Linked DNA regions of Homo sapiens: region 1 is linked to region 2. A link is a loop called in an ENCODE intact Hi-C map of the cell type or tissue named here. Cell type or tissue: mammary epithelial cell. All regions are shown on one strand. Links, peaks and the distances in the headings refer to the core of each region. The heading gives the core; the rest is flanking DNA. Region 1 overlaps VSNL1 (visinin like 1). Region 2 has its middle 110 kb from the start of CYRIA.

Region 1 (12,305 bases), core at 2,524-10,523, 800 kb before region 2:
CCAGGCAATGTCAGAAAAGAAAACAAGACCTAGACTATATAGAAAGAAGTGGGCTTTGTGGCCAGGCGCGGTGGCTCACGCCTGTAATCCCAGCACTTTGGGAGGCCGAGGCGGGCGGATCACGAGGTCAGGAGATCGACACTATCCTGGATAACACAGTGAAACCCCGTCCCTACTAAAAACACAAAAAATTAGCCGGGCGTGGTGGCGGGCACCTGTAGTCCCAGCTACTCAGGAGGCTGAGGCAGGAGAATGGCATGAACCCGGGAGGCGGAGCTTGCAGTGAGCCAAGATTGCACCACTGCACTCCAGCTTGGGCGACAGAGCGAGACTCCGTCTCAAAAAAAAAAATAAAAAAAAAGAAAGAAAGAAAGAAGGGGGCTTTGTTAGGCAGGGACAAAAAGAGGGAGTAGGTTTTCAAATCCCTGGCATGAAGGAGAAAACACACTTGTTGATGAGGAGCCAACAGAAGATTCACAAAAAAGAAGCTGGAGGAAGAGGAGTTGCGTAGAAGGAGAAGCACAACCAAGTGTTCCTTCTTAGGGTTTTGGAAGCTGGATGGAAAGAACGTATTTACCAAAGGTTACGAGAGGAATGCTGACCCTCTTCTGTGAGGTCCCTGTGTTTGATGTGTTTCCAGCTCTGATTTAGGCTTATGCTGTCCTTGCTGGGCCTTTGTGAAGTATCCAGCAAGGCTGGAACAAAGCACTTTATTGTAGTGCATGAAAAATATCTTTGCTGAAAGAGACAATGCCAAGGCTAGGGGGACTAAAATTAGACCTTCCGGTGTGTTTGACTTGGCAAGTTGTATGGCCTCCTCCACCTGCCTCCCTCCCAGCCGTGGGCCTTCTGAGAGCACAGGTAGCATGTGCTGAAGGAGAGGAAGTGCCGCTTCCTCTGGCACCCTGTGGGGATGACAAATGCTTCTGGGCCTGTGTCACTTTCACTTGGAGTAGTTATGTGAAGTGATACTCAGTTTGAAGGGACATGTTTCCACATCAGCTAATCTGCAAATAAGGATGAAACCATATTGAGTCTCCCCATTAACCTAATGTCCCTCCATGTTGAAACCAAAAGAAAACCTCAAAACAATCCTATGTTTGAACCTCACATTTACCTTTGTCTAAGAATTTAGAGCTTCACCTAGTAACCATGGCAGAATCCAAAGAGCCAGTTATCAGTGCCTTCCATCACACAGTGGAGTTGTGTTGTCTACAGCAAAGACCCGGGCCTTCTCATTAGACAAACAAGGTGAGATACTTGCTGAAGCACATCTACTAGCTGGGAAGGGAAATTTACTGAGTTTTTCTTATCCTGTTCATTCAACATTAAATTGTGTATATTAATAACTACCTCAAAATGTTAAATAAAATAATAAATCTATATGACCGATATTTTAGCAGTAATAACAACAGCTTATATGATCAAGTGCTCACTATGTGTTCATGGATTACCTCACTTCTTCTTTACAACCGTTTTATGAAGTAGATACCATTATATAGTCATATTACAGTTGAGGTGAATGAGGCTTACCGAGAAGGTTACACAACAAGAAAATGGTAGAGTTGGGATTTGAACCCTGACAGACCCTTAGCCATTGTAAACTATTCTGTCAGATTAGAGATGAGAAACAAAAAAGTACTTTTCTGTGACAAAAACCGTTATTTCCACATAAGAGCTCATCAGTCTCCCTTTTTCACCTGGGTGCTGCCTTTATGTAACATTTTTTTCCCCAAGTGAGGGAACTCTGGGGTCCCCTGAGGCTTGGTCAGTTATCTCACAGTTGCCTGCCCCTGGTCCCCAGGGCAGATGGGAGAGGACTTGGATGCTAAATAGAAGGGTAGCCATTGAAAGAACAGGGAATGTTTAGCCTGGAGAAACAAAGACTCAAGAGAGGACATTTGAGGTCTCCTCAAATACATGCAGAATTTATGGGCACAAAAATAGACATATAGATCAGCATAACAGAATGGAGAGTCTAGAAATAGATCCAGCTATACAGACTCACTTAATATATGATCAAGGAAGCTTTTCAGAACAAGGGGGAAATAGAGGAAATATAATTTATAAGTGACATAATCACCTCTTGATAGCAGTTCAATAAAAAAAGTAAGAACCATACCATATGCCATCTTTTAAAAAATCATTAACATTTGGAATCAAAAGTTCAATACAAAAACTATCAAAGAAAACTATCAGAAACTGAAAATATAGACAAAAGGTTAATAGCTATGTATGTGTATATAATGTCATGTGCCTCAGAGTGACGGTTCACTCAACAATGGACTATATATATGATGGTGGTCCCATAAAAGTATAATATATTTTTACTGTACATTTTCCATGTTTAGATATATTTAAATATACAAATACTATTGTGTTACAATTGCCTACAGTACTCAGTACAGTAACCTGCTGTACAGGCTTGTAGCCTATAGGCAGGTGTGTAGTAGGCTATGCCGTCTAGGTATGTGTAAGGACTCTCTATGATGTTTGCACAATGATACATTTCTCAGAACATGTTTCTGTCATTAAGTGATGCATGACTGTATTTGTATCTAAAGCAAATACCAGTTATTAAGGAAACCATCAGAGACAGAAGACAGAAATGATTAAAGAGTATGAATAGAAAAGAGTAAACACAAATAGTAAACTGATAGAAGTATGTTTAACCTGATTATTAAGGTCAAGATGGACTCTCTAAATAAAAGCAAAGACAGAAACTATAAAAGATAAGACTGATAGATATAACTACATAAAGATTCACAGTTTAGGGAATCTAAAAAAACAGAAAAAGTAAAAATAACAACATGGGACTATATATTCAACATACGTGTCTTTTAAGTATTAACATTGCTTAAAAATAAATGGGAAGAGGATTATGCTGGCAGGCTGAGCAATGAACATCAATAGAATATGAACAAAATATTAAATATCAATGGCCAAGTTTACACCTACAAATAATCAAATACAGCAAAACTGCATGTTAATATAACCCACCAGAAAACACTAGAAATAAATAATTAAATATAAACTTTTGATTCCAGGGGAAGGTATCTTAAAGAAATAACCCAAGAGGAAAAAGTTACATACAGACACATATTTATTGCATTTTCATTTTAATAATAGTAGAAACTCTAGCACTATAACCATTTCCCACTAGGGAAATGGATAGTAAATCATGGCACATTAACTGAGTGGAACATAAAATTGTGAATGCAATGTTGAAACATGGCAAATTACTTATGATACGCTAAGTGGAGAAAGCAGAGATGCAAAATTAAACACACTCTATAATTACAACTAGTTACTGCAAAAAATGAAGACAATTGTTTTCCTCTCTTGCTGCTTACAAATGAATAAAAAGTGTGGACTATATGCAGAAACCATGTTAAGTATCAGGATATGGAGATGAAAAAGAAATGGCTTATTTCCTATACAAACCAATGACCCAATGAGAGGGACAAATAATATGCAAAAAAATTTATTTTTAAGTTATAATAATGGAATGATAAGCATATTCCTATAATTTACAAGTTTCTATGGTAACAAGTGAATGTTAAATAGAGATCTCTTATAGGTTATCATATTAACTTATATATTAACATATGAGAACTTGTAAAGATATTTGTGAAATCGGGCCGGGCGCAGTGGCTCATGCCTATAATCCCAGCACTTTGGGAGGCCGAGGCAGGCAGATCACAAGGTCAGGAGTTCGAGACCAGCCTGGCCAACATGGTGAAACCCCGTCTCTACTAAAAATACAAAAAATTAGCCGGGCATGGTGGCGCATGCCTCTAATTCCAGCTACTCGGGAGTCTGAGGCAGGAGAATCGCTTGAACCTGGGAGGCGGAGGTTGCAGTGAGCAGAAATCATGCCACTGCACTCCAGCCTGGGCGACAGTGTGAGACTCCATCTCAAAAAAAAATAAAAAAAATAAAAAAAAAGATATTTGTGAAATCTACTTAATTTTCCCTATATAAGGTTGAGAAGGTTGAGGTCCAAAGAGAGTAAGTAGTCTAGAGTGACAAAGGTCGAACTACACTTAGAAAAACAACCAGGTTTCCTAACTCCCACTATTGTGTTATTTCAATTATTTTATGGACTGTCTTCAATGATTTAACCTTCAAATTATTCAGAGGTAGGTAGTCCCTTGTATTTTAAGCTAATGATGGATGCCCTTTTATTCTTATTTTCTCCTGACTTTAGGAATCTGAATTCCTCCTCTGCTTCCCTCCCGGGTTGGGAGGTGACCAGCAACCAGCCTGCATTTCTACCTTCCCAGTACCTGCAATCCAGAAGGAAGAGGTTCAGCTCTTGGCCATCTCCTACAAAAAGTTTAATAGGCTGGGCATGGTGGCTCATGCCTGTAATCCCAGCACTTTGGGAGGCAGGGCAGGTGGATTGCTTGAGTCCAGAAGCTTGAGACCAGCCTGGGTAACATGGTGAAACCCTGTCTCTACAAAAAATACATAGAAAAGAAGAGAAAAGAAAAGAGAGGAAGGAAGGAAAGAAGGGTAAGAAAGCAAGAAGGAAAGATTAGCTGGGCATGGTGGTGTGTGCCTGTAGTTCCAGCTACTTGGGAGGCTGAGGAAGGAGGATTGCTTGAGCCCAGGAGGTGGAGGCTGCAGTGAGCCGTGATCACAGCACTACACTCCAGGCTGGGGGACAGAGTGAGACCCTATCTCAAAAAACAAAGTTTGATAGCTTAGTTTTCATGAAATAACGAAGTCTTCCATAAGTGGCAAGGCTCTTTTCCACATCCAACCCAAAGATTACAGCATGGAAAATGAATGGGCAGAAGAGAAACAAACAAAGGAAAATCCCTGAGTATTCAGCTGGAGCCAGTGACTGGCAAGGATCCCAGGGTGTATGGACACCTTTATTAAACTACTTGTAAAATTCTATGGACTGTATTTGATTGCTTTTTTGAAAGGACTAACTTGAATACGCTCAAAGAATTTTCAGCTGGAATATTAGCTAAAATCTGAATAAGAAAGATGAAGGCAAGAGTTAAATTGGTGACTCATCTGAGAAAGCACAGTTTAAAATATTAGGGGGCAGACACTTCTGAAACCATGGTGCAGAAAGGAGCTTAGCTTTTGTGAAAGAACACAGTGGGTCAGGAAGGAGTGTTTCATGTGATGATAGGGCTAAAAGTGCTGTATTTTGGCCCATATATAATCATTCTCAGGGGTAGAGAAAAAGTTATCTGTTAACTGAACTCTGCTGACTTTTTGATAGAAATATAAAGATCAGGGTGGGGGGGGATCAAAGAAAGACATAGGATAGGATTTACCCAGAACCTACGGGTCAGTTATGACTTGCAGGAGAATAGAATGGGTGTCAGGACAAGCTTCGAAACTTGAAGTCAATGGAAATTACCAGATGCATGAGAAGTACAAAGAAAATGTGAAGTCAAATCCCAGTAAATGGCTTCCTTGCTGCTAAAGTTAGGTTGCTTGTACAAAACGCATGTTTGGCTTTTGAGAACTGCATTCAACCACAAAGCAACTGCTGCCAAGCAGAATCCTAGAATCACTGAACTGAGAGGGAACCAAAATATCCTAGCTTAGATAAACTCTTTCCTTTTCCAGATGAGAAACAGGTCTAGGGAAGACACAAGCTTTCTCTAAGTGTGTAGAAAATATCTGTGGCAGATCTTGTTCCAAAGCCTCATCTCCTGATTCCAAATCCAATATTCTCTTCAGTTGCCACTTTTACCCAAAGTCAATCAACAAAAACACCAAGTAGGTGTCAGAAGAAATGAGCTTACTCATCTTGCAGAGAAGCATAAGGCAATGGAGGATACAATGGGCAGGACCTCATCTCTGTCTCAGTAATTCAGCAAAGCGTCATGAGTTTGAAATCCACAGTCTGAAATTTATGAGTCAGCCTATGTTGCTCCATTTCTTCCCCTAGTTCTAATTAATCAGAAATTCTAATTTCTAACCATGAATTCCTCTTCTGTTCTCCATTTCATTTATTCCACCTCACTTCAGAAACTTTTTTTTTTTTTGCAAAAACTAAGTAGTCTTCCTGTTTGTAGCCTGTACCCTTCAAATTTAGTCTTGACATTGCCTCCATAGTAATTTTACTAGAATAAATATCTGACCATTTCAGGCATTCAATGCCTTACTGATGCCTGAAGAGAAAGTCCCAGTTCTTTTGTAAGACCCATAGGGGTCACCATGATCTTGTTTATGCCTTTCTCTTCAGTTTCATCTCTTACTTCTCCCACTTCATGCTCCCAGACTTAAAACATGAGTAAATTTGCATTTTCCAAAATGTGTCAATAGTTTATCAGGCCTCTGTCAGCATAGTACGCACTTGTCGAATGGCCAAATGAATGAACAAATGAGTCAAAAGAGATTTAATAAAGAAATTTCTTAAAGATATTGGTTACTTTGCTAATTAATCCTCTCTAGTCATAATCTCCTCTGAGGATGAGTACTATGTCTGTCCTGTAGGCTTTTATATGTCCAGTATTTAACAGTTGAATAGATGAATGAATGGATGATGAATGAATAAAACATTGCAGCAGAGATTCATGTGGCTATTATGGAAGGACAGAGAAGACAATCAAACACATTTGTGGGAATTGAGAGAAGCTTCACATGAGAAGCAACCTTTGCAGTGGATGAATAGGGACTGCCAGGCAGGAATGATAGATACAAAGAGATGTGAAAGAGCATGTTATGTTCAGAGATTAAGTAGTAAGAGAATACCACTGGAAAGCCTGAGGTGGGCAGGATAACCTGAGGGAAAGGGTGAGACAGAGTTAGATTTAAATCCCAGCCTTAATTCTCACTACCTGTATGACTCCAATCAAGCTATAGAACCTCTCTTACATGAAGATTAAACATGGAGTAATAGAAATGAATAATGGTTATTGTATGGCATGAAACAAGAGGCTGTCTCCCTTTGCCTCCTTCTTCTTTTTCTTCCTCCTCTTCTTTTTTAGTGTTAATTACTTGTTTTGGCATAAGTATCCTGGGCTGCTCCAGTCACAGTGTAAGACTAGAGACCCCTAGTCTTACACAGATCTAAACCCCAAAACCTCTGCCCTGGATGTTCTCTGTGGAAAACCGGGTCTTATTTACATATCTGTATCTCATTTATCCTACTGCATGCGCCAGACAAATGTAAAATAAAAACAAGTGCCTCCAACTCAGATGAAAATAGGAAGGACCAATGGAAGAAGAAGAAATCCACTTGCTATCTAGTTTCTAAAGTTTTTATTCATCTGCTATCTATATCCAAATAATTTGGCTCCTCCATATCTCTCCACAGAAAGATTGTATAATTTATTGTCCAAAAAGCATACTTTGAGAGTGAAAGGAGGTGCTATTATTTACACCAGGACAACAGGCATTGTTCAGGACTACCTTAAGAAAATCAGGGTGCACGTTCTTTCTACCTCTCCAGCTTTATCTCTTATTACCCTCTCTGTTATTTACTGTGCTTCAGTCATACTCACTTTGTGGTCTTCTCTAACATATTGAGTTCCTTCTCATATTACAGCCTTTATGTGAACTTTTCTCTCTCTCCTTAGAATTCTCTTTTCCTAAGATTCTTTATGGCTGGCTTCTTGCCAGTCAGATCACTGCTCAAATGTGACCTGTCAGGTCTTTCTGGCCTATTTCAACTAGTCTCTCCCATGACACACTCCTAGTGACTATATAATTACCTTGCTTTATATTCTTTGTAGCTCTTAAAATGATCTGAACTTATCTAGTGTATTTGTTAATTTACATGAGTATTTATTGACTGTCTACTTTCACTAGAATGTAAGCTCCAAGAGGGCAGGAACCTGGTCTGTCTTGTTAGCACTCTTTGTACCTAGAATTGTCCCTGGTGCTGAGTAGGTGCTTAATAAATATTTGTTCTATGAATATCTTAATTTTTGATCATTTTTAAAAATAGGCTATCTTGATAGTGATGACTTTTGGTATTAATATATAAATGTGTTCATTTCATATATTAATACAAAGAGGTTGTCTCTGTCAACTTGGTTGAAAGAAACGTCAACTTTAAATTCCTATAGCTACCTTGCCTGCTCATGAGCTCAGTAGGGTTATGCATCACTAGGTAGGGTTCTTAATTATTAGCAACCTCAAGGAAGAACTGAAAAAACAACCTTAAATCAGATTAAAGGCTACAATGTTGTTTAAAAAATTATTATTAGTTGTGTTAGGTTCCGGCTAGATAGCATCCTAGTACCTAAAGGAAAGTGTGGTTGAGGGTTACAAAACACCTAGGGAGGTTGCCTGACCCAAACCATAGCTAAAACATAAGCTCTTGGTATTTTGCATATTTTTAGATCATAAGTCTATTTCTTTCCCTCCTATTTTAAAGTGCTTTGGAGGTTTTTAATCAACCAAGTTTGAAAAAGGGAAATATTACCAGTTTATTTTGGGTAAATTAGTTTTGCCTATTTTTTTTTTGAGATGGAGTCTTGCTCTGTTCCCCAGGCTACAGTGCAGTGGCGCAATCTCGGCTTACTGCAATCTTCGCCTCCTGGGTTCAAGCGACTCCAGCCTCCCACATAGCCAGGATTACAGGCGCCACCACCGCACCTGGTATTTTTAGTAGAATTGGGGTTTCACCATCATGGCCAGGTTGGCCTCGAACTCCTGACCTCATGATCCACCCACCTCGGCCTCCCAAAGTGCTGGGATTACAGGTGTGAGCCACTGCACCTAGCCTAATCTTGCCATTTTTGACAATCAATTAGCCTTTCTAAGGCTCAGTTTCCTCATCTATAAAATTATGATACTACCACCTGACTGAAAGGGCATTTGTAAAATTAGAAATAATGTAGGTAATAAACCTAATGCAGTGGCTGATATAGGAGATGCTTAATAAATAGTATCTACTTTTATGGTTTATTTTCTCAGATTGTATTAATCTGTGTATTCCATTTGCATTTGGAAATAAGTTTTCAAATAATACCAATCCATAGATACTCACACTCAGAAAAATCCTGATGCCAAATACTATAAACCTTTGGTGTTAATAGATTTAATATTTAAATTTTCAGGTATTTCATAATGGGCCTAAATAGCTCATTAAGTCAAGTGGTTTATAAGTTTCTTGGAGCACACGTTCAAAACATGATTGGTATAGGGCTGGTGTGTAGCCCTAATAAGTGATTCTCCCAAGCATCTGCATTTAAGTACAGTTTTGTTAATCTTTATTCTACCCTACGCATGTAGGGAGTCTCATAAATGATTTAAAAACACAGCAAAAACTAAAAAGCTTTGTTTATTTTGTGAACAATGTCCCCCTTAAAAAACACATCTCCTCCTGCTGATAATGGAAGTGAAAAGAGAAGAGGTCAATCTCTTCACTGTATTTCATGAAGAAAACTACCAGTCAGACACTCAATTTGGAGATTTGCAAGATTTCAAAATGTCTCCTTTACATTATGCCAGGTATATAGACTGAGCGGAAAAGATCCTTCATCGAATATTCCAAAATAAAAACTTTAAAACAAGAAATTGGAATCCTGAATTGGAATGCTTACCTAGTTATAGTCTGAGTTTGTACTATTTCCCCAAAGTAAGAACCCTAAGCCAAGAAACATCACGGAACTATTATGGAGCTCTGGCAATTACAAATTCTAAAATGGTCTTAAAGGGATGTTTTCATTACCTGTTTTCAGTAATTTCTTGTTAAAGAATTAAAAATAGAGACTTGAAGATCAGAATAATTAATTATGAGGGATAATGGAATAGAAATTCTAAAAATATAAACTTAATACATTTTTAAATAGAGTTTAAATAATAGTTGAGACACAGATGAAGAGGAAAGAGTAAATTGGAAGTTAGTTCTAATGAAATTATCTGGAATGGAGCACAGTGAGGTAACGGATGAAAAATATGGAAGAGACATTAAGAGATAATGAAGCTAGAATGAGAAGCTCCAATTAATAGCTTCTAATAATGAGAAGCTATTAATAGCTCCAAAGCGAGATAAGACAGAGAGTAGGAGAGAAATTAAACCATGGAGTTTTTCAGATTTGAAAAATTCAGAATAAAACATTTTACAAATTTCAGAGTAGGAGAAATAAAACAAGTCCACATGTGGGCACATGACAATATTTTTTTTAATTTTTAATTTATTTTATTTAATTTATTTATTTTTATTTTTATTTTTTTTTTGAGACAGGGTCTCGCTCTGTTGCCCAGGCTGGAGTACAGTTGTATGATCTCCACTCCCTGCAACCTCAGCCTCCTGAGTTCAAGCAATCCTCCTGCCTCAGCCACCCGAGTAGCTGGGATTACAGGTGCCTGCCACCATGCCCAGCTAATTTTTGTATTTTTAGTAGAGACAGGGTTTCGCCATGTTGGCCAGACAGGTCTCAAACTCCTGACCTCAGTGATCTGCCCATTTCGGCCTCCCAAAGTGCTGTGATTACAGGAGTGAGCCACCATACCTGGCGACAATGAAATTTAAGAACATAAAAGTTGAAGAAAATTATCTTAAAATCTATCAGAAAGAAAATTTTGGTTAACTTACAGGAAGAGCCATTAGTCTAAAGTCAGCCTTCTCATCAGCCACATTTAATGCCAGAAATCAACAGAATAGTTTCAAAATGCTAAAGGAAAAAAAATCAACTAATAATTATATACCCAGTTAAAGTTTATTCAAAATGAGAGTGAGATAAAGACATTTTCAACTGGATAAAAATTAGAGAAAATACTAATTATGGACCCTATTATTAAAGGATGTACTTCAGGACGAAGGACACTGAAACCAGAATGAAGTAGTTGTAAGAAGCAACGATGAGTAAAGAAATAGATGAAAAAAGTTGGTAAACAACAACAAGGGATGTTTTGGGATTAAAAACTAAGGTGCAACAAACATACTAGGATGCAATGACATGAATGATGGGGGTTGTGTTTTGGAGTTAAAACATGCAAGGTCCTTCACTTGTTTAAAGACAACTAAAGATACTGACTGACCTTAAAATTTGTTAAGTAGCCTAGGCAACATAGCAAAACCCCGTCTCTACTAAAAAAATATGTATATACTTGTCTGGCATAGTGGCATGTACCTATAGTCCTAGCTACTGGGGAGGCTGAGGTGGGAAAATCACCAGAGGCTGGAAGGTTGAGGTTGCAGTGAGCCAAGATTGCACCACTGCACTCCAGCCTGGGCAACAAAGTAAGACCCTGTCAAAACAAACAAACAAACAAACAAAGCCGAATTGTTAAGTATACATATTAAAAAGGTAACAAAATAGGTATCAAAACAGTGGTAATTATAACTTCTAGGTAAATAGAAGAAAGGAAGGAAAATAAATAAAACTTAATTCAATAGAAAACAGAAAATGAGGGGAGAGGCCAAAAAATAAGCCTAGCATATATTAAAAATATAATATAAGAAGATAGATGGAATTCTAAATACATTCGTCATCTCAGTAAAATCCAGCTATATGCCATTTGTAAGGAATCATCTAAAAAAAGAATAGACTAATTTAACTTTTGAAAAGAGAGGTAAAATACCTACAAATTATCAAATAGAATCCAGCAATGTATTTAAAATATCACTATCAAGCAGGGGTTATTCCTGGAATGCAAAATGATACATATTAGAAAATCTATTACAGGTATTGACCTTATTAGTAAAGAAGTAAAAAAGCTTTTTATTAGAAAAGCATTCAATAAAATCAGCACACATTAATGATTATTTTAAAAAGAAAAAGAAAACTCTCAATAAATTAAGACTAGAACGAATATCCTTAACCTGATAAAGGTTCATACCAAAAAACCTATAGCAAAGTGACGTTAAAAAAGTGAGACTTGGGCCGGTCATGGTGGCTCACGCCTGTAATCCCAGCACTTTGGGAGGCCGAGGCAGGCGGATCACGAGGTCAGGAGAGCGAGACCATCCTGGCTAACACAGTGAAACCCCGTCTCTACTAAAAATACAAAAAAAATTAGCCTGGCGTAGTGGCGGCCGCCTGTAGTCCCAGCTACTCCGGAGGCTGAGGCAGGAGAATGGAGTGAACTCGGGAGGCGGAGCTTGCAGGGGGCCGAGATCGCGCCACCGCACTCCAGCCTGGGCGACAGAGGCAGACTCCTTCTAAAAAAAAAAAAAAAAAAAAAAAAGTGAGACTCTATGAGACTCTCTTTACATCAAGACCAAAATCATGTAAGATGCCTAGGAATACACCTCATAAAACTGTGGCAAAATTTTATGGAGAAAACTATAGAACTTTATTTTTAAAAATTTGAATAAATTTTAAATATACCTGGAAACCAAATCATCTTATAATGCATCAGTTCTGTTATCA
Region 2 (12,305 bases), core at 2,762-10,761:
CAGGTACCTGGCTCTGCTGGCAGGGTGGGGCCTCTCAGTCCTCTGTTTCACCACTCAGCATCTAACAGTGTGGCTCAGGTCATTCCCATGGTGGTCTGAGAGTTCTGAGTGAAGAGGGAGAGGGGAATCCTCTATTAGTCAGCCCTGCAGAGATGCCTGTGTCATAGTCACTATCATCCCACAGGCCATGACAAGCCACACAGCCAAACTCAGTGTCAGTGTGGGGAAAGTCACCCAAGAGCATGGATACTAGGGAGAAATTACCATGGCCATTTTTTCATGCAATCTAGCACACTGCTTTTGTCAGACTGTGTTCATTTATTCATTTACTCAGCCAACTTTAGGAAGTGCCTCTGTGGCCAGGCTTATTCTGGACAGAAGCAGACTTCGGTCTATAGTTTCCAACCTAACGGGAGAGACAAGCACATGAAAATATGGGCCATGCATCATTGAGTATCATGTGAAGGGGGTGTCCTAGTCAGCTGGGGCTTCTAAAACAAACTACCTTAGACTCAGAGGCTGTGAACAACAGAAATGTATCGTTCACAGTTCTGGAGGCTGAGAAGTCCAAGATCTAGACATGTGTAGGTTCTGTGTCTACTATGGGCCTGCTTTCTGATTCATAGATGGCATCTTCTTACTGCGTCCTCACAGGATGGAAGGGTTGAGGCGCTTGGGCCTCATTTATAAGGACACTAATCCCATTCACAAGGGCTCTACCCTTACAACCAAATCACCTCTCAAAGCTTCCACCTCCTAATACCACCACTTCAAGGATAGAATGTTAACGTGTGAATTTGTGGGGAGACACAAAGATTCAGTTCATAGCAAGGGGTAAATAAATTTCCCAGGTAGTCTAGACAGCCAAGAGGTTCCAGCAGGAAAAGCTCGTGAGGGAGGTGACATTTATCTGGACCATGAAGAATGGGTCTGAGAGAAGGAGTGACATCAGTAGGCTACCTTCCAGTTCCTTGCCTGAAAGCGGGGACCAAGCTCTTAACTTTCCTGTAGATTCAATGGCTTTACAAGCTTGCACTCTCGTGTTTAATACCCTGCAAGTTTCTAGAGCCCTCTTCTTTTAGAAATTGTTGAGTTTCTTGTTTCACTTTCCAGCTACATTATCTTGGCACCTGGGATGTTTTCCAGGCATTCAGTTGGTGGAAATCGAGGAGGGAGGAGGAGTACAATGTTTTAAGTAAATTGTTGATCCCTGAGTTTCTAACTGTAACTCAGGTCCAGGAAGACCATTTCCAAAAAAAAGGACATACCAGAGCAAGATGAGCCAGGAAAGTGTTGATTCCAAGGAGGAAGAGATAAAAATCAACAGAAAGGAGATACTCAGGAGATACTGGAGTCAAGGAACAGCAAGAGTCAAAACTGACTCTGAGATTTCTCACTGGGAATAGGACACAGGGGGAGCCATTGACAAGGCAGGAGGGTGAGGCAATAAGCCTGGTTTGGGATGTGCTGAGTTTGATGTCTTTGTGTCACATACAGAGGAGCTATCTAGTCTGTTGTTGGACATTTACATCTGGATGGTGGGGAAGGTTGGAGACTGGATCAAGAATCTTCAGCAAGGGAGATGGGTGGGGAAATCATGGGTCCATGTGAGATAACCAGGAAAGGAAGGATTTACCAAAGAAAGAAGAGAGAAAATAAGGAGTCTTCTAAGTAGCAGAAGAGACAGAAAAGGGACAGAGGGAGGGAAGCACTAAATATAGTAGCTAATGCATCATCATCACACATCTGTCTAAAACCAGCCATGATTGCACATCAAAAGCTCAGGGTTGGAACATCATGAGTAGAGAAACTATGTTAACTGTGATTGAGTAAGATTTCCTAAGCTTTTAGAGTATGTTCTCTTCTGGCTGTGAGTGGCGGCATGGTGCGACGATTAAGAACACTGACTTTGAAATCAAAACTGTGAATTCAAGTCTTGGCAGTTCTCCGTGACCTTGGGCAAGTCCCTGAGCCCTTCTTTGTTTTCTTGGTAAAGTGGGGATGGCTCCCACCTTGGAAGGTTATCCTGAGGGTTACTGGTGTTAATGTAAGTTAGGTCCTGAGACCTGCATCTGACATAGAATAAGTGTTGTGAAAGTGTTAGATATTTATATTTCTGGATATACACCCAGACGGAAAGAAAATGATTGGAACATTGTGCCACCTCATGCACGGTTTGGATAAAAATGGCCAGGATTCTTGACTACACAACGGATGTTCCAATCAAGATGGTTGAACAGACAGGGACTCAGGGATTCATGGCACGTGCTGGCTGGGTGAGGTGGAGGTCACAGTAATATGGGGAGAGATCTATGTGGTGCAAATAAGGTGACATACATGGAGTGTGCAGGCTGGAGAACTGGCGTCTCTCAGGCTGAAGGCAAATGCCAAGTGCAGCTAGGTTTGTAGCATTAACCAGACATTGGCTGAGGTGGCAAAGAAATTAGTCACGCAGGACAATGGAGCCCCTGCAGTGCAAATCGCACATGACTTGATGCTATAAACGAAAGAAACAGAGATGATGGATTTGAAGATACTCTGTGTTGACTGTGTTCATCTGCTTCTAGACACCCTGGAGGGCTGACTACCTCTGCCTTTTTCATGCAGGGAAACTCTGTGAACACTCCGCAGAATTCTGTAACAATTACATTGCAGGGAGTGTATGGAAATGTAGTCTCTAATGAAGGCCGCAACTGACATGCAATGTCAGTAAGTGCTGCTGAGCACTACTCCTTGAGACTTTATCACACACACACACACATACAAACACACACACACACACCTACAAACACACACACACACACACACACAGTGTTACAATGATCTCTCTCTCTCCCTTTTAATTTGTGCATCTGATTCCGCATTGCCAGTGGGATAGAGTCCCCCGCTTAGTATGGCATTCGAGGCTTTCCATGATTCAGCCCCACTCTCCTTTCATTCCCCAACTCCTGTGATTTCCTCAGCTCTGTCCAGCAGCTAAATAGATGCCAATTCGTTTCTTGAGCATGTCACAAATGCTTATACTTAGCTACCTTTAATAATTTGTTTATTTAATACATTTTGAGGAAGCCAATTAATTTCTTCACCTTTTAATTTAATTTTTGGTAAAACAGATACAGTAATACATATATAATGCTAGGCTTTGTAAGGAAAGTACTTTAAATATAGGTGTCTTTCTTATATCACCAAACGTACTGTAAGCACTTAATAAAAATAAGTAATATTTATTTTATCATTATTTCTGTCATCAACAAAATTGTTGTTAATTGCAAGAGTTTTCAATTATTATGAAAGTTAGGAAAATATAAAGAAGAAAATTAAAATGTCTCCAAATTCTATCTTTCTGAAATATTCTGATCATTTTCTCAATCACATATATAAAGAGATCTTTCCACAAATTTGTGAGTTCATGCTGCATATAATTTTTGTAGTTGATGTTATTGTTTTAGAGACAGAGTCTCACTCTGTCACCCAGGCTGGAGTGTGATGGTGCGATCATGCTCACTGTAATCTTAAACTCCTGGGCTCAAGCAATCCTCCTGCCTCAGTTTCCCAAGTAGCTGGGACCACAGGTGTGCACCACCATGGCTGTCTAAGTTTTTACTTTTTGTAGAGATGGAGTCTTGCTATGTTGCCCTGACTGATCTCAAACTCCTGGGCTCAAGGCACAATCCTCAAAGTGCTTGCTGGGATTACAGGAGTGAGCCACTGCATGTGGCCTAATTTTGCTCCCTGATTTTTTCACACAGAATTATATCACAAATATTTCTTTATGTTACTAAAAGTTTCTCAAAAATAATATTTTTAGCTATTTTTATTCTACTTAATAGATTTACTTATTTACTTGATCAATCCCCAAAAGTTGACTACATAGGCTCTTTTGAAAATTTTCTGCTATAAATAAAGCTGTGATGTGTATACTGTTCAAGAGAAAAAAGAAAAAATTTCTTATGCTTTTAGTATTCCCTTTGGATGAATCTTAGAAATTGAATTAGTGGATTAACATGTATGCACATTTAGAAGCTGTTTATACATCCTGGAAACTTGTTTTTATAGACTTGACACTGATTTTACACTCACTCCCTACCCCTGGCAGGGTTTAAAGATCCCTTCTTGCTCCCTCTCCTCCAGCCCTGAAACCTTGGGAGGACATATATTCATACTTGGAAATTATAACCAAGAGCCTTGCCTTTTATGAGAGCAGAGATTAGCCCTTCCAGATGCACGGACAATGGCAGTGACTGAAAATTCTTAAGTTGCAGCTTCCTACATCCCTGCCAAGGATCCTCTTTTCCCCAGGTGGCCCTGCCCGCAGCTTGCATAACTGATGCTGGATTGTGATGGCCATGCAATGGTTAAGAGTACGGGCTCTCAGCCAGATTGCTTGGATCAAATACCGACAACATCATTTCCTCATCCTGGGACCTCAGGGCATAGGGCATCTTGCACAACCTATGCACTTCAATTTCGTCATCTGTCAAATGGGGATAATCCTGGTATCTCCCCTATATAGAGTTTGTGGTAAGAATTATGAAAGCAAATAAATTGCCTCGTTTAAATATGGAATGATTAGAACAGCTGCATTTTCTTGAGTTCGGTTATTTTGTTGCTCGGTTGAGACTCCTGAAAATTGCCGCAACAGAATGACTTTCTAATGGCGCACCCTTGTCACAATAGCTGCAGCAGTAGACGAATGTCACAAGCCAAACAAATTCCACAACTGATGAACACAAAAATTGCCTGCTATCAGACAGGCTGTGCAGTCCTGGAAGGAGAGGCACCTGTGGCAGCTCTGTGGCAAGCCCCGTTCCACTGCTCTTTGTTCCATGAAGCAAGGCTCAGGTTCTAAAATTAAACCCTTCTCCAGTACCCCAAACTGCCATGTGCATTTGAGGGTTTTTCTTCTGATCTCATTACCATAGTTACACCTCGAAGAGTAAAAAATATATGGCTGCAGCTTTTGTGAAATCAGGCCCACTTTCCCTTGATTCTGGCCCCGCTGTTGCAAAGCAGCTGACGGCTGCTCCCCAGAGGAGCATACAGAGATAGCATGTGGAAGACTGCAGACTGGGGAAGGCCTGCCTGCGCCCAGGATGCACATCAGCTTCCTAGCTCAGAGATCTAACTCTGACTGGCAATGAGCCCTCTGATATGACAGTCAGCCACTGGCATGGTCTGACACAGGAGTTATTTGGTAGCATGCGATGGTGGGTCTGCAGCCACGCATGAAGACGTATCTGTCAGTCAGACCCAGAATGCAAGCCTTGCCCTAGGGTCCAACAAGGACACAGACACAAAGAACAAATGCCTGAAGGCAATAGGAAAGACTGGGGCTTGGGAGGCTCTAAAGGAGCACTCCTCCTCCCCTTCCAACTCAATCTCTGAATCACTAAGATACAGAAATAAGAATCAAGCAGATAGAAACCTTTTTATTGATAAGGTGGTTTGAAGAGTTTGACCTAAGTCTACGGAAATGTGGGCTCCTGAATACATCACTAGACAGACTGATGCCATCAGTGTAACACTGGAGACCGCAGGCCCCTTCCTGGCTCCACAGAGACTCTTACCAAGAGGCTCCCAGAATCTGTGCTCCCTGCAGGCAGGAAATCCCAGAGAAAGGGTGGAGTTGAGCATGCCTTGCTTTCTTCCAAACTCACCATTAAAAAGAACTTGCTCTTCCAAAGGAGTTTATTAAGAGGTCAACAGTTTTACTTTAGCCCAGGGGTCTGCAAACTTTTTCTGTAAAGGATCAGATAGTAAATATTTTAAGTTTTGTGGGCCACATATCATGTGTTGCATAGTCTTTCTTCTTTTCCCCCACAGCCCTTTAAAAATAGTTTGAAAACAACCACACACACACACAAAAAAACATTCTTAGCTCATGAGTCATGAGCCAGACCTTGGGCCATTCACTTCTCTCACCTCTTCCTATTCAAATTGGGGTCCCTGAACCCACAGCATCCGCATCACATGACAGGTGATTAGAAATTCAGAGTCCCAGGTTCCATTCCCAACCCACTGAAGCAGACTCTGCATTCAGCTTGATCCCAAGTAAAAATCACTAATCTGGAAAATTTCACGTGAGGAGTTGGGAACCAGTGTTTTTTTCTAATAGCAAAAGCAAAAATAAGACAACAAAAAATTCCATGGAAACTTGTAGGTACTGAATGAAGTTCCCCCTTGGCAAGTTATCCATATTTTTGTCTCAACACATATTCCAAGCTGCCTGAAAATAGACTTTCTCTGTGTGGCTGTCTCTCTCCCTCTCACCAGATACAGAACTCCTGGAGGATATGGAACCTGAACTTGCCTTCCTCTGAGTTCTTAGTTTCTTGGACTTCTGTGCACAGGGGAAAGAGCAGCACAGGGACTTTCTGTGTTTGCTTTACTGGGAAAGAAACCCCTCCATGTCATTTGCTATTAATCTTTTGAGGCCTTAGTTACCTTCTCTGTAAAATGAAGCTCTAAATCTCTTTCTTCCAGGAGGTTGAGAGGATCAGACTCTGCACATAAAGGGCTTCTCCCAGTGCCTGGCTGGTAACCAGTACTTAGCAAGCAACAGCCATTACAAGGGCAATAGGTCTTGCTTGCACAAGGATCCCTGAGAAGGTCTGTGGCATTACACTGGGAAGAGCACTCTAACAAAAGGGGCTGCAGAGCCACTGGGGCACAGGGAGTCCCCCCCAATATACACTCAGTCCTGGCACGGGCAGCTGACATCCGCAAAACAATGATCTCAAGTCCTTCTCCAGAGGTAGGAATTTTGGGGGTACAATTATTCAATTACCAGCATGGCTAAGTCACACAATGGTACCAGAGCCATCTATCATTCCTCATATGACAAAAGTAGCAAGACGAAAAAGCACCAAGACTGAGAGGCTCAGCCCTGTGCCTGCTACGGCGTGTCTTGTTGGGAATGAGCACCATCTCCTGGACACAGTTAGAAACACGTCGAAGATTATCAGAGAATCATTTCCCAGACACCTGAGCCAATGTTCATTAAATGACTCAATGACTCTCTCCAAGAGGAAAAAAAAAAAGAAGAAAAGAAACTGACCATCTAACTAAATATGTGTGATTTATCGCTAAGTTGCATGCATTATAACTTCAGTATATTATTCACTGAATGTAAAATATAGCTATTAATTCAATCAATTCTTCAATAAATATTATGTAGTGAATTGATTGAGTTCCTGGCATGTGCCATGCATTATGTAAGGGGGGTTGAGGGTAACTGGGGCAGGTTGAGAAGATAATGTTTAAATATGACCTGAGGAGGTGACAGAGTCAGGCACGTGGGTGTTTACAGTTCAGGCCCCCGGTTACAGGACACAGCCAGCGCAAAGGCTCTGAGCAGGGTGTGCCTGCCATGTTTGTGGAGCAGAGGAGACCTCTGTGGCTGCAGTGGAGTAAGCCACCCCTGAGGGAAGAGAGGAAGTCAGAGAGGACACAGAGGGACAGATCGCATTGGGCCTTAAGGACTTTGACTTTAACTGGGTGAAATAAAGTCATCAGAAGACTTTGAGAAAGGTGTGGCTTAACCCTACTGATGTTTTAAATGTATCCTTTGTGCCTGTGAGAGAAGATGAATACTGTGGGGCAGGGGGCAAGGGCAGAAGCAGAGCCCAGTCAGGAGCTACTGCCTTTATCCAGGTGAGAAATGGGAGGGGCTCAGAGCAAGGGGATGCTTGTGCCATTGCTGATGCCACACCCATTTCATTTTTTTTTTTTACATAGTGGATGAGATAAAAAATATAATTACAAGTTCTAATGTTTGTTTGCACCCTAATGGATCATGAGAGCAGGCTGCACTGGAGATCAAACATCCAGGCATTGGGAAGTATTGCCTTCGATCAAATATTAAACACCTGCGTATCAAATAGTGAGCGCCTGTGTCAATAACCTCTCATACCTTATCATAGGGAAGGCTCCATTTTGGAAATTTCAGCTTTAGAATGGACCCCAAAGACCTGCACTTTACAAGATGCGTAGGCAACTTGAGGACATACATGGGAAAAAAATGTTCAAAGCACAAGAGTACAAGGGAGCTTTCTCTAAGGTCATCCAATTCCCCTGTCCCCAGAGGTGATCAGCTGCAGAGAGCAGAAAGGGGCCCACAGAGCTGCAGGCACACTTTTGCATCTATAGCAGCGCTCATTCTTCCTGCAACACCTGTGATACTGGCAGGTATATGAAGGCAGGTGGGGGAAGCCCATTCTTGACAACTTGTAACACTGATGCAATGATACTATTAATGATCTCACATCCTGTATCTGCATAAGTGGTCCCCAAACCTGGCTGTCCATCAGAATCCCCTGTGGATTCTGGAGGATCTGTGCTATTTAAAATACAGACTTCCTGACCCATCCCTGACAGCTTTGCAGCAGAATCTCCATCAGGCATAGCAGATACTCTGCACTTACTGATTAGACAAAGATTCAAGGTGATTTTGATTCAAGTAGTGCATTTAGAGGCCACGTGGTTGCCTATCATTTTTTCTTTTCTTTTTAATTCTTCTTTATTCCCTTCTTGTCTTCCTTCCCTCCTCCTCTCCTTCCTTCCTTCTTCCCATTTATCTTTTCTACCAGCAAACACTTCCTAAGCATTTGCTGTGGGCCAGGTCCTGTGCTACGTTCAGGGAGCACAGAGCTGAAGCTGACATCCTCCCCTGCCATCTAGGAGCACACTGTCTCCTGTGACTGGTCTTGGAGATGGGGATGAGACAGTATCATTGTCATGGGGAGAAGAGGTGCTGGGGAGAGGAAACATGAAGCTAACAGTGCAATTACTGTTTTCATAAAACAAAATATAGAAAACTAAGCTCGACAGTTTTTCATAATTAAAAAGAAAAAAGAGTCAGTTAGAATTATAGGGTCATGCTTTTTGAAAGGATGAGAAACAATGAACTATGTAACCTATGTCTCCTGTGATTGAAACATTCCTTCACTCACTGCAATGTATGAAAACATTTCTTATATTAAAGGCCCAGATCAAACACGACCTGTGGCCTGAAACCTTCCCAGATATCCCCATCTAGAAACAACCTCTCTCCTTCCGGAGCCCCAGACCTCTCTCTCTCATCCAGTTATGATAGCAATGCGGGGTATGCCTGTGCCTCCCCTGTCACCCCCAGGGGAGACTCCCTGGAGAAGGAGTTGCCTTGGTCCCAATACTGCACATCCACAACACCTAGCATGCTTGGTATACAGCAGGCCGTCAGAGCGGTGGCGATTTGAGCTCCACCTGCTTTCAGAGCTCCACCAACTGCTTATTCAACCAGAAATAAGCATCTGGTTGAATCCAAACACCACCACCACCAACTTTAGAGTTGGGCTTTTTTCAGCCTATGCCCAGGATACCTTTGGATCCAAAACTCAATCATCCCTCAGTAGAGACTGTAAGTAAAGACTGAAACAGTGACCCTGAACCACAACTAGAATGAAAATTCTTACTGGAAGCCACCTCTGTGTTCCCCAAACATTTTTTCCTTCCAGAATGTAACCCCTTAGGAGCCTGTGCTGTCATTCCTTTTGCTGCCTCTGACAGATACACCTTCAAGGGCAGGGCTGGTCCCTGAGCAGCCTCTTCCCCAGGCTTGACTCAGTGACTTCACAGAGCAGGTTTTCCATATGCAGACCATCTTCATTATTGACAGATTGCATATTTGCAAATTTGTCTACTTGCACAAATTTACTTGTAACCCCCCAAATCCACCCTTACAGTGATGTTGTGTTCATTCATGGACTAGAAGAGAGTTGAAAAAAAATGTACCCCATTCAATGCGCCTGTTCCCAGCTGAGGTTGAACAAGACACCCTCCCCTTCTTATTTCAGCTTTCAAACTATAAACAAGTGTCTTTTGTGTGTGCGGTCTATTTAGTGCCTTTTTTTTTGTATTTTTCGTGCTTTTTGTTCATAATTTTGCTGTTTAAAATGAACTCCAAGCATGGTGCTAAAGTGTCGTTTAGTGTTCCTCAGCGCACGGAGACTGTGATATACCTTTTGGAGGGAATACATGTTAACTAAGCTTCGTGCAGGCATGAGTTACAGTGCTGTTGACTGAGTCCCATACGAATGAATCAACAACAAGATACATCCAGAAAAAGGAAGAGGAAATTTGCAGATCCACATGCGAGGCTGCTCCAGAAGGTGTTGAAGTAGCATGTAGTCCATAGTGCATGATGAAGCTATGGAAAAGACGGGGAAGTGGCTAAATGGATGGATTCATGAGACGACAACTAATTTAAAAATAATTGAAAAGGGGACAGCATTGTTGTGAGACTGAAAGCCAAACAAATTTATGGTCAGATAACCCACGGTCAGGAAAATGTTAAACTCTTCTTGGCTGGTGCTGGCTGGCTCACATGATTCAAAAGGCAATGCAGTGTGAAAAATGCTCAGCTTGCAGAGGAGATGCATTTCTGCAGATCAGGAGACTATGGAAGAATTTTAAAAACACCTGCTAAGTATTATACAGGAAAAGGGCTAAGTGGAAGAGCACAATTTTCAGCACTGATGAGACTGGCTTGTTTCACAAGAATAATGTTGACAAATAAACCTATATAAAGCAAATTTCCCCTTGAAGCAATAATTCAGTACCCACAAATGCATGTTCACGGTATCTTTATAGAATATGACTATCAAGAATAATGAAAATGAACTACATATTTCTGAGTGCAAACGTGAATAAGTCCATCCATTTCTGGATGCTGTAGTAGATTGATTGGGAAATAGACCGAATTTTCCCCCCTTTCTTTACTTTGTGACTTTACAAGTTCTTCCTCTAAGAGGTAGAGTCTATTTCCCCACTCCTTGAATCTGCACTGGTCTGTGTCTTGCTTTGGGGACAGAATGTTGGAAAAGTGATGTGGTGCCATTTCTGAGGCCAGGCTTCATGAAGCCTTGCAGCTCTCTCTCTCTCTCTTCCTTTCTCACCCCTGAGATCTTCATAAAAACATGCCCATGGAACAGAGGCATCCTCAATCAGCCAAAAGCTTGCCTACCACCGGACAAGTTAGTAAGCCTTGGTTCAAACCACAGCTTGCCAAACAAACTCACCAAGATCAGCAGAACAAAACCACTCTGTTGACCTGTAGACTCATGAGCAATAGTAAATGTGTCTTCTTTTAAGACTTTACCTTTAGGGCGCTTTGTTACACAGTATTAATGTGGTAATAGATAACTGACATAGATGCTGAGAAACTATCTCGAATTTCTTTGATATTTTGTCTCAGATGTAACCTACAATCACATTTTAGGGAGACTAGAGGAAGAGGCAAGATTAGCTTCGATTCTCAAGTATTTTATGATCCTAAGTTTTTGTATGTGTTGGATCTGGTTTTCTGTAATAGTTCCTATTGCTCAGGCCTTTATTGCAGCTAGGATGACAGGGAACACACCTCATGTCAGAAATAGGTCTTGGTGGTGTCATCCTAGTGAATAAGCAATTAACTTACATGTTTCAGAAAAATATCTGTGCACATAGTCCCCCGATAGGCTTATAGTTTAGATAAGTAACACACATGTTTCTTCAGTAGTGAGCACCTGTTCAACAATCCTATGTGTGTGACCCCAGGGCATTTTTATCTCTGACAACGGTAAGCTAAAGGAGTTCAATTTTGTGGTATGAATTTATGTGCCATGAATTTAACTGAGTAATTATTCATGCTTGTTTTTTTTTCTGTCAGAAGCCCTGAAATGCCCCAGCTTTATGATGTAATTTTAGTGAAATTAGACTTGAACATCTCAAAGTTGTGTAATTAATTATATTCAGCTTCAATAAAGATCACTAATTGATTCAAGCCACCAGCAGGACACCTGGAAGTATCAGTTACACATTACGAGTGGCCTCATGGGGCCTAAGTGTGATAGCTAATTAGATTTCCACATTTTTAAAAAATTAAATTCTGTTTGCCTAGGGTCAGAGAGTTTACATTTAGTTCACAGTTGAATGTTTAATGCCCAGCTTTAAGTTAATATTCATTAGAAGACTTAGTATTATAGAACTAAAAATAATTAAGAGCTAAAATGTGTTAAGTATATTTCTGAACCTTGGAAGTAAAAACAATAATTGTGTGACCTTTTAATTTCATCTTAGAGCATTTTATAACAAGGCTGCTTAGGGGTCATGTAACTATTTTAGGAACTATAACTTGGTTTGACTCATTCCCTGTTCATAACTGATAAAGGCTCACACATCTTACCAAGTCGGAGGTTAACTCAGAGAGAATTGATGACATCAGCCTTTGCTATGTGGTTCTGTTGTCATAGACATTTACAGGTGGATGGGCACCAGAGGGTTGGAAA

The links. A loop is a pair of places that touch in the nucleus more often than their neighbours do. Peaks named below come from ENCODE experiments on the same cell type or tissue, not always from the same donor. Only the 100,000 strongest peaks of a DNase experiment are listed, where the experiment ranks them.
Region 1: a loop joins it to region 2, with 31 times the contacts of the local background. A loop is called at or near these places in 8 of 110 quality-filtered maps.

What each region holds. Positions count from the first base shown.
Region 1 is chr2:17,567,169-17,579,473 of GRCh38, reverse strand. The region is part of intron 1 of VSNL1 (visinin like 1); the gene reads right to left. Among named protein-coding and RNA genes, the nearest start is that of VSNL1, 33 kb to the right of the region's middle. In mammary epithelial cell, for the core only: a CTCF peak has its summit at 6,189; a DNase peak (open chromatin) is centred at 5,843; H3K27ac peaks cover 871 bases.
Region 2 is chr2:16,767,883-16,780,187 of GRCh38, reverse strand. No RefSeq gene overlaps it. Among named protein-coding and RNA genes, the nearest start is that of CYRIA, 110 kb to the right of the region's middle. In mammary epithelial cell, for the core only: a CTCF peak has its summit at 6,922 (motif pointing left); a DNase peak (open chromatin) is centred at 6,917.